2 separate regions of the Homo sapiens genome follow, and region 1 is linked to region 2. The links are chromatin contacts, found by Hi-C or POLR2A ChIA-PET in ENCODE. All regions are on one chromosome and are shown on one strand. The core of a region is the stretch at or near the end of the contact, and the rest is flanking DNA. Distances in the headings are between cores, read along the strand shown. Region 1 has its middle 25 kb from the start of TMEM178A. Region 2 overlaps MAP4K3-DT (MAP4K3 divergent transcript).

Evidence for each region. Hi-C counts contacts between places; a loop is a spot of excess contacts on that map. ChIA-PET counts read pairs that join two places held with the same protein, here RNA polymerase II (POLR2A). Pooled maps may share reads with other maps.
Region 1: a map of PC-3 shows a loop between it and region 2 (4-fold over the local background). The contact joins two enhancer-like sites. A Hi-C loop is called at or near these places in 1 of 168 maps with a recorded cell type or tissue (PC-3) and 5 of 50 pooled maps. POLR2A ChIA-PET finds 5 or more read pairs at or near these places in 1 of 52 experiments (PC-9).

What each region holds. Positions count from the first base shown.
Region 1 is chr2:39,637,978-39,643,474 of GRCh38, forward strand. No RefSeq gene overlaps it. Among named protein-coding and RNA genes, the nearest start is that of TMEM178A, 25 kb to the right of the region's middle. Within about 2 kb of position 2,244, at least 3 of the 41 ENCODE cell types and tissues checked have a DNase peak (open chromatin) inside an H3K27ac peak, as active enhancers do.
Region 2 is chr2:39,510,349-39,515,570 of GRCh38, forward strand. The region is part of intron 3 of MAP4K3-DT (MAP4K3 divergent transcript); the gene reads left to right. Among named protein-coding and RNA genes, the nearest start is that of MAP4K3-DT, 76 kb to the left of the region's middle. RefSeq lists an enhancer at 1,760-2,054 and a silencer at 4,978-5,198. Within about 2 kb of position 3,368, at least 22 of the 41 ENCODE cell types and tissues checked have a DNase peak (open chromatin) inside an H3K27ac peak, as active enhancers do.

The sequences.
Region 1 (5,497 bases), core at 994-3,493, 130 kb after region 2:
TTTTTCTTGCTATTATGAGGCATACAGTGGAGAGGGCAGAAGTAGACATAGCAATACTGTTGCATTACGTTGTTTATCAGGTCTCTCACCTTGTGCTTTGTGGAAATCCTGTCAGATCTGGAACCCAGAAGTCTGTGCCAATTTTAAAGTTTGCCTTAAAGCCAGCTTTCTTTGTGATGGTGTTTGGTTCCGATAGACCCTTGCTTATATTCTAAGTCCACACAATTTCAAATTCTACTTGCTGAAGTCTGCAATTGGTAGAATTCTCCTCTGCTTAAAAAGAGTTTATTTGAAAGAAAATTGGAAACAAACTTGAAAAACGTAGATTTTTGTACAGTTACTTGAAACAAGCAAGCAAACAAAGCAAGAAGAGGGGGCAGGCTGGTTCCACTTTAAAAAATAATAAACATAGCTAACTTATACTGAGTACTCATTATGTGCCAGGCAGTGGTTTAAGGTCTTCCTGTGCAATAATTCATGAATCCTCACAACAGTCATGTTAAGTAGATTCTACTATAATCCCTGTTTAACTGGTGAGAAACCTGAGGGACAGGTAGACTGAGTAATTTGTTGGTCAGACAACTAGTAAATTGGGATTTGATCTCTTGCAACGTGACCCAGAACCAGGCTCATAATCAGTAGTTTCTGAATGGCACAAGACACTTGTAATCATTTTCTATTGTTTTATTAAATATTGAACTCAAGAAAATTAAATCCCAGCAGGTTGCAAATATAATTCAAACTTTTATTAAATGTCAGTATATTGTATCCTTGGATGCGTTTTGCTCCTGGGCAATTATCCAGGTTTGGAGCACATATTTAAGTATTTGCTGCTGTGATTGTTGCATTGACTTACAGTGGCAAATCAGATTACACAGTGTGGAGAATGAAATTACTGACACACACTTTTGGGAGGACACCTTTTGATTTTGGTTCGTGAATTCAAATGTTACCTCAAAACCAGCAGGGGTTCTCCACAGCCTGAGTATTTCCTTTGAACTACCTGCTCTACTGAAAAAGTTGTCATCCAACCTGGAACCTCCTGTGAGTTCCAAAAGGGAAATAAAAGATCTTTTTCTGTCTGTCTTACTCTAGTATACTAGAAATAGTCATTTTGTAAGTCTCTGAGTCCTCCAAGAGGCATCCACGTTACTTACTTCTTGTACCTTAAAATGATCCCAACCACATATCCTCCTCAGTTACAAAATCCATCCTGGCAGGAAGTATTATATAGTCACCTTACCTCTGGAATTTGTTCACGCTCCCAGCCTGGGTGTCCAGCGACAAGGTCCCTGAGCACTTCCTCAGTGTCAGGCCTTTATTGCCCAGTGCTACCCAGTAACCTCCTTCCTGACACTAAAATTGAGTCTGCCATAAGAATACCTTGCCACTGTGGTCCTCCTTTTGGGAAGAAGCTTCATGTATCTATTCTCAATTAGGCCTGACTTCACTATGTCCTTTGAGGAGTATGCTGTAAGACTGAGTCTGACTCCTTCTGTTTCCAGAATCAAGGGCAAACTATAAGCTGGGAATGTTGGACTGAATGCTTGGGCTGCCTATGGAGCCAGTTGCAGAAGTAAGTCCTGGAGACAGGCAAGAGGGCCACGGTGCTCATGATTCTAGAAAAGCAGTTAAGGGCTGGGTGCGGTGGCTCACGCTTATAATCCCAGCACCTTGGGAAGCCGAGACAGGCAGATCACTTGAGGCCAGGAGTTTGAGACCAGCCTGGCCCACATGGTGAAACCCCATCTCTACTAAAAATACAAAAATTAGCTGGGCGTGGTGGTGCGCACCTGTAGTCCCAGCTACTCGGGAGGCTGAGGCAGGACAATTGCTTGAACCCTGGAGGCGGAGGTTGCAATGAGCCGAGTTTGTGCCACTGCACTCCACCCTGGGCAACGGAGTGAGACTCGGTCTCAAAAAAAAAAAAAAAAAAAAAAAAGCAGTTAAGTATTACAAAACAAAGAAGGAGAAGAAACACCATGAGCCTAGAGGTGAAATGATGGGTTTGCTGTCCAAAAGCACAGGTAGACAGAGGTACAAGGTTGAAACTGGGGCTGAAATGAATGGTTGGTGAACACAGAGTGCAGGCAGGGATGGAGCAGGGGGCAGGTGGCAGGGAGTGAATCTTGCAGGTCTTTTTACCCTTTTACAGGACAGTGAGTGGCACCTGTCAGACTGGATGCAGGACCTTAAAGTTTGCAACTGGCCTGGCTTATAGTCTGGTTCACCGTGCCCATGCCTATCTGCCCTTTGCTGCCAAGGCCCTAGCAGACCGCCTGCCTGCCAGAGTCTGGGCTCTGTCCCATCTTCAGTTTAATAGAATTGATGTTACTCAATGCTCCCAGGACACATGGCATTGCTCTGTTTGGCTCTGGCCTGCTCTCAACAGAAGGGGGAAAGAAAAGAGGACTGCCAACAAGGCTATTTCCTTCCACTGCAGCCCCACTGTGCCTCCTGCTTCTTCTGAGTGATGAGCCTGAAAGATTCTGAGAATTTTTAAGTTAAAATATTTTATGTTTTCTATCATAGAACATAAGTAGTGGGGGGAAGAAATCATCTCTAATTAAAGTCAGCAAGTGTTTATCAAATGTCTAGTACTTATCAACATTACTTACATCCCTAACCTTGTTATAAAGGTCACAGAGGGAAAAATAATATAAAATGTGGTTGCAGACTTTAAGGGCATATCCAGAAGTCACTATGACTTAAAATCATCTAATGCATATAGAACTGTAACTAATATTACAAAATGGCTCATGAGTTTAGATATTTCATGACTCAAATCATGTTGACTGAAACATAAACCACACAGAGAACATTTGTTTTAGTCTCACTTTCCAGCACCAGTCTTTAAAAGAATTCTTTTTTTCAGCTTTATTGAGCTGTAATTGACAAGTCAGAATTGTACATATTCAAGATGTGCAACTTGATGTTTTGATATATGCATACGTTGTGAAACGATTACCACAATGAAACTGCTAGCATGTCTATCACCTCACATAGTTGCCATTCTCTTTTTCTTTTTATTTGTGGTAAGAACACTTAAGATCTACCATTTTAGCAAATTTAAAGTGTACACTACAGTATTAAACACAGACATCATGATGTACATTAGATCCCCAGGACCCATTCATCTTACCTAACTGAAACTTTATACCCTTTGACAAACATCTCCCTATTTCCTCCTCCTTCCCTCACCCTGTGCCCTTGGCAATCACCATTTTACTCTCTGGTTCTGTGAGTTTTATTTTAGATTCCACATGCAGGTGGGCGCTTGCAGTATTTGTCTTTCTGCATCTGGCTTATTTCACTTAGCATAATGTTTCCCAGGTCCATTCATGTTGTTGCAAATTTACTTCTTTTTATGGTTGAATAATATTCCTTTATGTATGTATACACACACAATGGAATATATATATATATACGCACACACACATATATATATTTATATCACATTTTAAAAGAATTCTAACTTTAAACTCTTTCTATGAATCCTTGAATTTACAACTAGTGATAAAATCTCACACACACACACACACACACACACACACAAACATACACATGTTCTACCTTGAATTACTACCAAGTCAAACAACCACAAAGCTGGCCAATGAATAGCTAATAACTGGTTGAATGATCAGCCCATATATTCTTTGGCAAATTGGATCAAACCACAGAAAAGTAGTCTCAGATAAAGTGAACAATATAACATAATTTACTTTCTCATAGAGAGAGGCTCTATTTAATTTTCACACCCCTGTGTCTGGTGTCCTTTCATGAAATACAGTAGTCTCCTTCTCAAAACTTCCCTGCTGGTGAAAGACATGCATTTTTTTAATGCACTCTTAATTTCTGGTATATAGGAATAAACTATGCCTCTGGGAAAGAAATGCATTGCATGGATACACTTTGTGAAGGTAAACACACAGAGGCATTCTGCTTTCTGTTAATTAATGACAGTGACGACAAGTTTTTATAGGAAACCAATTTTGCTTTTGAACACCAGGGAGATCTTTGAGCATAAGAAATATTTCAATTTAGGAAAATTATAGCACAGCCAAAAGCCCAAATGTAACAGGTGAATTATAGTTGGTCTAAAAAATTAGACACATTAGGAATTGGTCCATGAATGTTCAGTAAATACAACTAGATCCCTGAAAATATTTTCTCGAAGCTAAAGACAACTCTGAAAGTTGGGATTTGTTCCAGCATTTTCCCAGGAGGTGGAATTCAGATGCATGGGCTGGGACTGTGGGAGCTGAGAGATGCTAGAGTGGTGAGCAGCCCGCTGGGCAGAACCTTGCCTGGCTGGTGAGAGATTGATGTTCCCTGGTTCCAAATGGAGACTGAGTCTGACATATTTGCAGAGTGGAAGTTTGAGCTTCTCTTGTTTTTATTCATTACAAAGTCATTTATGAATGCACACTAACTGTGACATGACCTCGCTGGTATATTTAAAGCAACCCTAGGCTGGTGGGGTCAAAAGTTTCATTGTACACACAGATGCGGCTTGTCAGCAGGAATGCAGATTTTGGCAGGGTTAGAGGCAATGGATGTGAGGGCTGAGTCACCCTGCAGAGCATGCCAGATAACCCCTCCCCAACCCACACAATGGGTTCTATTCTAGTGCCATTCCTAACTGCACGATCTATACTGTATCTGTCTTGGATTTGTGTGCGATTGTCTGCATAGAGGCATAGTTGGTGACAAAAGAATGATGAAAATCAGAACAGTTACTTAAAGTGAAAACACCAAAGTCTGGGTTCTCTGAGCTCTCTCGCAGGTGTTTACTCTTTGACTTCTAAAATCAGTTCCACAGAAATACTCAAGTGTCCACAAATACACACATACAAAGAAGTTAATTACAGCATGGTATAGAAGAATGACAAATTGGCTGGGTGCGGTGGCTCACGTCTGTAATTCCAGCACTTTGGGAGGCTGAGGCAGGTGGGTCAGTTGAGCCCAGTTTTAGACCAGCCTGGGCAACATGGCAAAACCCCATCTCCACAAAAAATACAGAAATTAGCCAGACATGGTGGTGCACACCTGTGGTTCCAGCTACTGGGGAGGCTGAGGTGGGAGGATCACCTGAGCCCAGGTGGTTGAGGCTGCAGTGAGCCATGATCAAGCCACTGCACTCCAGCCTGGGTGACAAAGTGAGACCCTGCCTCAAATAAATAAATAAATAAATAAATAAAGACAAATTGGAAACAACATAAATCGGAGGGGGTCATAAATTATGACAGGGGTCCCCAACCCCCAGGCCATGGACCAGTACTGGTCCGTGGCCTGTTAGGAACTGTCCATAGAGTAGGAAGTGACCTGCGGCAGGCCAGCATTACCGCCTGAGCTCAGATCAGCGGCAGGCATTAGATTCTCATAGGAGCGTGAACCCTATTGTGAACTGCACACGCAAGGGATCTAGGTTGCACGCTCCTTATGAGAATCTAATAATGCCTAATGATCTGTCACTGTCTCCCATCACCTCCAGATG
Region 2 (5,222 bases), core at 2,118-4,617:
GGCTCTCCAGAAAAAAAACAGAAAGCTCTGATTTGCAGCATTTTCCAATTTCTAAGGCATAAACACTCCCATCGCGGCTGATTGTAAATTACTGAACACAGAGTTGGGAGGTGGTATAAACTGGCCCCTGCTCACCACTGGGAATAAGTGGAAGAAAGCAAGGGGGGAAATAAATGGTGGAAAGACACTGTAGAGGGGTTTAAGACCTTCCCAGAAGTGAGGGAAAGGAAATCAACGTAGTGATGACCTGGAGTCATTCCTTTAACTTCAGTTACTATGATTCGGAAACATTGGTTATCTGCCTCTTCACGTCAAATGGGACTCTGCAGAGGCTTGCCTTGCTTCTTTGGCTCCGTGTGGCATATTTGGCCATCTTATTCAATCTATGGCCTCTTAGCTTCAATGTTCCTGAGAATGTCCTTATATTGTGGCTTTTTTTTTTTTTTTTTTTTTTTTTAGATGGAGTTTCGCTCTTTGTTGCCCAGGCTGGAGTGCAATGGCACAAACTCAGCTCACCACAACCTCCACCTCCCAGGTTCAAGTGATTCTCCTGCTTCAGCCTCCCGAGTAGCTGGGATTACAGGCATGCGCCACCATGCCTGGCTAATTTTGTATTTTTAATGGAGACAGGGTTTCTCCACGTTGGTCAGGCTGGTCTCAAACTCCTGACCTCAGGTGATCCGCCCGCCTCAGCCTCCCAAAGTGCTGGGATTACAGGCGTGAGCCACCATGTCTGGCCTACATTGTGGCTTTAAAAGAGTCAGAAACTCAGCTGGAGAAAAGGTTTTAGGACAGCAAGAGTGCCTTGTATTGTGTTGTGATAGAAACCTCTTCCATAAACATTATCTAGGCCCTGGAATGCCCACACCCACCTTTCATGGGCATGTCACACCCCTTCTTCCCTGCCTGAATGCTCCTGACCCCCATCTGGCCTCCTCAGGTGTTAGACACCCTGCTTCGCTGGCCACAATTCAAGCCCTCACCTGGTTTCCTTGGACTTCATCTGAGAGCTACCTGTCTTTCCTGAGAGAGCTCCAGCTGGCACAGAACCCCTTCCCTTGGGGATACTGGCAAATACATATCCAACTTGCCATAGGCACTGGCAGGAAGCTCAGACCTGTCCTCCTGCCCACAAGCACTGCCTTGAAGGCTCATGCTGGCTCTCTGAGCGCCTGATCCAGTGGCCTGGGTCCTCTGGTCACCTCCCAAGCTGCAGACCATTGATTTCGTTTGCAGCTCTGGGCCAGCGGAACCCCCCGTTCTCATCCTTCCCAACAAAGCACACACTTGAATTTCCCATAACTGCTCTGGTTGCTCACTTTTTGCTTTTTCTTGGAAAGCATCCAGGACGGGAATCTAGCTTAGTACAAAGAGCCTAAATTAATGCTTCTTAGCCTGCACAAAAAAATAATTTTTTGTTATCTTCTCTTTGTTGTCTAATCTGATCCAAGGTGACTTGCAGGAAAGAAATGCTTCCACTAGCAAGTTAAAAGTGTTCATTTTTGCAATCCTAATAGCTGTTTGAAATATAACAGCTTGTTTAGTCCTCTCCCCAGATGAATGTACCTTCATCTTTAGATTTATGATTTGGTTTTTATCTCTTCTGAAAATAGAGACAGATGTACTGGAAGTTCCCTTATCTCTGCCTCTCAGAACTGGGGCCTCTTTTCTGAGTTTTACTTGTCTTCTAGACACCCAAAGCAGCCACTAGTTAGGTTTATTCTTCTTAATTCTCATTTTCTCTCCATATGTTTTCTTCTCTGAGCCCATAAACACATCACCACTCTTCTTTACAAAGGCAGGGCCCCTTACATGATTTAGAACATTCTACATACTGACAGAGCCCTCCAGGTGGCTCAGCTAACTCACCACAGCTTTTATGTCTTTCCAGGTTAGGGAAGGCATTAGGGCCAGAGGTCAGCATGCCCTTCCTGCCAACAGACAGCCTTGCTCCACCCCACTGAGTGTTCTGTTTGGAGTGAAGGCCAAAGGTCTCTGGACTAAAAAAAAATGCCTTTAATTCAAGCCCAAGTTATAAAAGAAAGAATTCCAGCTTCTGCTGTCAGGCCTGCGAGGCTGGCCAAGCTGGAGCATCCTTGACCTTTCTTTTTTCCTTCAGCCGTCCAATGAATTTGTGTCCAATTCGTCCTCCAACCCTCCACAGACAGTTGCATTCTATGATGCCTCTGGTGATTTGGAAGGCGGCCGAGCTAGGCACAAAAATAGGAGCGCCTGAGGCGAGAGATTCTTCCAAGGTTCTTGGTTGTCAGAAAGATGAACATCACCACATGGTTCTAAAAGAAGAGATGAAAGGGATTAACATTGTAAGCAGTTGTGAGATTAGACTCTCCAAGTCACTAGGCTCCAGATGAAGCAGGAGGCATAGCAGAGAAAATCCTGTGCTGGTATCGGTAAAATTATGAGCAAGGTTTTAGAGGATTCATCAGAGGAAGGCTAAGTTGAATGGGCACTAATGAGCTGATGACTCAAATCTAGGAAGGAATAAGATCATAACAACCAAAGCTCTGCATGAAGGTGGGTGCTGTATAATTGTCACATCTACTAGAGACAGGCACTGGTCCCCAAGATGAGACTGGCTGGCCCCTTACCCAGTGAACAAGTTATCAAATACTTAACTAAAATAAGAACTGTGAATATGCCCAGAAGGATTCTTTGCGCATGCACTTAAATATGTTACTCTCCCTATCTTTTATTAAGGCCCTTGTTTGGAGAAGGGACTGAACTAGATGTGCGCATGTCTTAAAAATGCTTACGAATCTTGAGCCTGGTATAACGTAAACACTCAGAAAACACTTTATTGTTTACAGTATAGTAGGACTCATCCCGTCGTGGGGAGCTATGGCAGTGGCCTTGAAAAGAGTGGGTATTAGTACACAAATGTTCAGAATGTCCCACAGTACTACATAGTGCCCAGTTCATGGATGAGCTGCCACTCTGCTGGGACAGGCTTCATCTGTTTATTTCAAATGTATAAATGTTGGGTGTTCTCTTGGTCTTAAAAGGGGTTAGATGTAGCACAGGGCATTTATATTGTCATGAAATCAGTCTGAGAGTGTTGGATGGGGGCATTAATATATGAAATCAGGGAAATAGCTTTTCCCTCATCCTCTTCATCTCCAAGAATATCTTTCTGAGATATTCTCTATTGTTCTGCCCAGTGCAGTTAGGTCTTACTTAGTTTGCCTTGTAAGGTCATTTCAGATTTTAATCGCTCTCCCCATAGGAAGTTTTTCCTGCTGTTCTGCCTGAGTTGCCTTCTGCTTAGTTTTAGTCCATTATGTCTGTAAAGAGAGGGAGGGTTTTATGGGGCAAAAGGCCCAATCATCGTGGGAAGAATGAATCATTCCAAGAACAGTGAGATGGGCTGGAAAGAGAAGGCAGCGAAGGGGCAGGAAGTTGTGGGTGGAATGGGTTACTGAGAACAGCACCAAAACAGTCTGTCTTCTCTCTCCATTACTCCCACTAGGGGGTGCCCAGCATCCCAGAATAATCACTATTGTTAGGAAGTTGAAGTTTGATGTGTCATCTCCTAATAGAAGGGCACTGGTTTCTCCCTGAGGGTTTTCTATATCTCTGCCCTGAGTTGAGAAGAGATCTCTGTGTGTGTATGTGTATGTGTATTGTGTGTGCATATTTGTTTGTGTGTATGTGCTTGTGTATGTGTGGGTTAGAATCAGTAAGTGCACAAATGCCTCTTAAGCATTCATTTAGAGATTCTCAATTCATGGAAATCCTTAGGGATACACTGAGTTTTCCAGGACCCAGCTGACTTGATCTTGAAGTCAGTGGCTGGAGTAGTTGTGGGCCAGAAACATCCTCCTCAGCCCAGGAGAAGTGGCAGCTGATGTATTTTAATTACTGGGAGTCAAGAAGTTGTAGGGATAAGAAATGAGTTCAGCTGAGCGATCAGCTGGAGGTCAGGGATGGAGGAAAGACCCAGGGTGTGTGAGATTCTGAAGTAGAGTGGTGAACAGGTGTGGGATGGATGTCAGGGAGAGGTGAGGGTATCTGGAGGGTTTCCAAACAGCCAGGCCTTCAGGATGGCCACAGCAAAACTTCCAGTTCTGAATGGTTTTGTGGAAAGAACATGGCACCTGGATCTTGGAAGACATGAACTGAAATTTCAGTTCAAGCATTCTATAGCCATGAGACCTGGGGGAATTGGGGCAAGTTATTTCACATCTTTGATCTTCAATTCTCTCATCTTCAAAAGGAGACTAATGATACTAGGGTTAAGTGAGAATTTAAAAAATAATGCATATAATGCACTACATAAATAGAATCTTCTTCCTTTCCCTTTCTCCTACTTGGAAATGGCTGAGAGCAAAGATGCAGTTCTTGCATCCCATGACCACAGAGTTCTAGGACTGCAGCCCTGGGCAAGAGGTTCCACCTTGGCTGCTGGAGTTTTCTGCAACGAAGAACTTCAGTGAGTGTTCAGGGCATGCCTGCAGAACCCTGGTCCTTCTGTTTGGACCAGTGCTCCAAATCTGTAGGCCTTTGGGCCGTAATTTAGAAGCTATTTCTAAATTTTTGAAGGTCTTCTGTCTAGTCCTGAGGCCTTTAGTCTCAGAGAATTAAATTGTCTTACCCAGGGTCGGTCATACAGACTGCCAAAGCCTGGCCTGGCATCCAGGTGCAATGTTCATCTGTGTTACCAGTTCCTCCATGCTAACCTGACAATGACTCACAATTCCTTATAGCACAGTGTTCCAAAGTCTGAGCCACAGACCACCTGTACTAGTAGCAGCCGGTGGGCTTGATAAAAATGCAGATTCCTGGCTCCCTGACAGTCCCGTGCTATCAGATTCTGTAAAGTTTAAAAGTAATGATTTATAAATTTCCCAGACCCGGGTTATACTTTTATATGGAAACATAATGCCTGAATCTGACAGAGCGCTTTTTCATGGAGGAAAGTTGGGACTCTTGGGCAGACTTCCTGTTGCTTTCGTACTCTACAGGTGTTCCTGACCCTGGTATGTATACAGCCATCTCCGCCCTACCTACTTACTTCCTTCCCCCAGAACTTCCTAAAGTGGTTAGGAACAATTGTTGTGAAGGTCACAGCAGACCATTTCTGTGAATGCGAGATGTGTTGGTGCAATTTGAAAAGGTCAATTTGATTGACGCCTGAGCCACAGTGATAACCCAAGGCAGCAGCCCTGTCACTGCTAGCTCCCAACAGTGGTGGCATCTGCAGC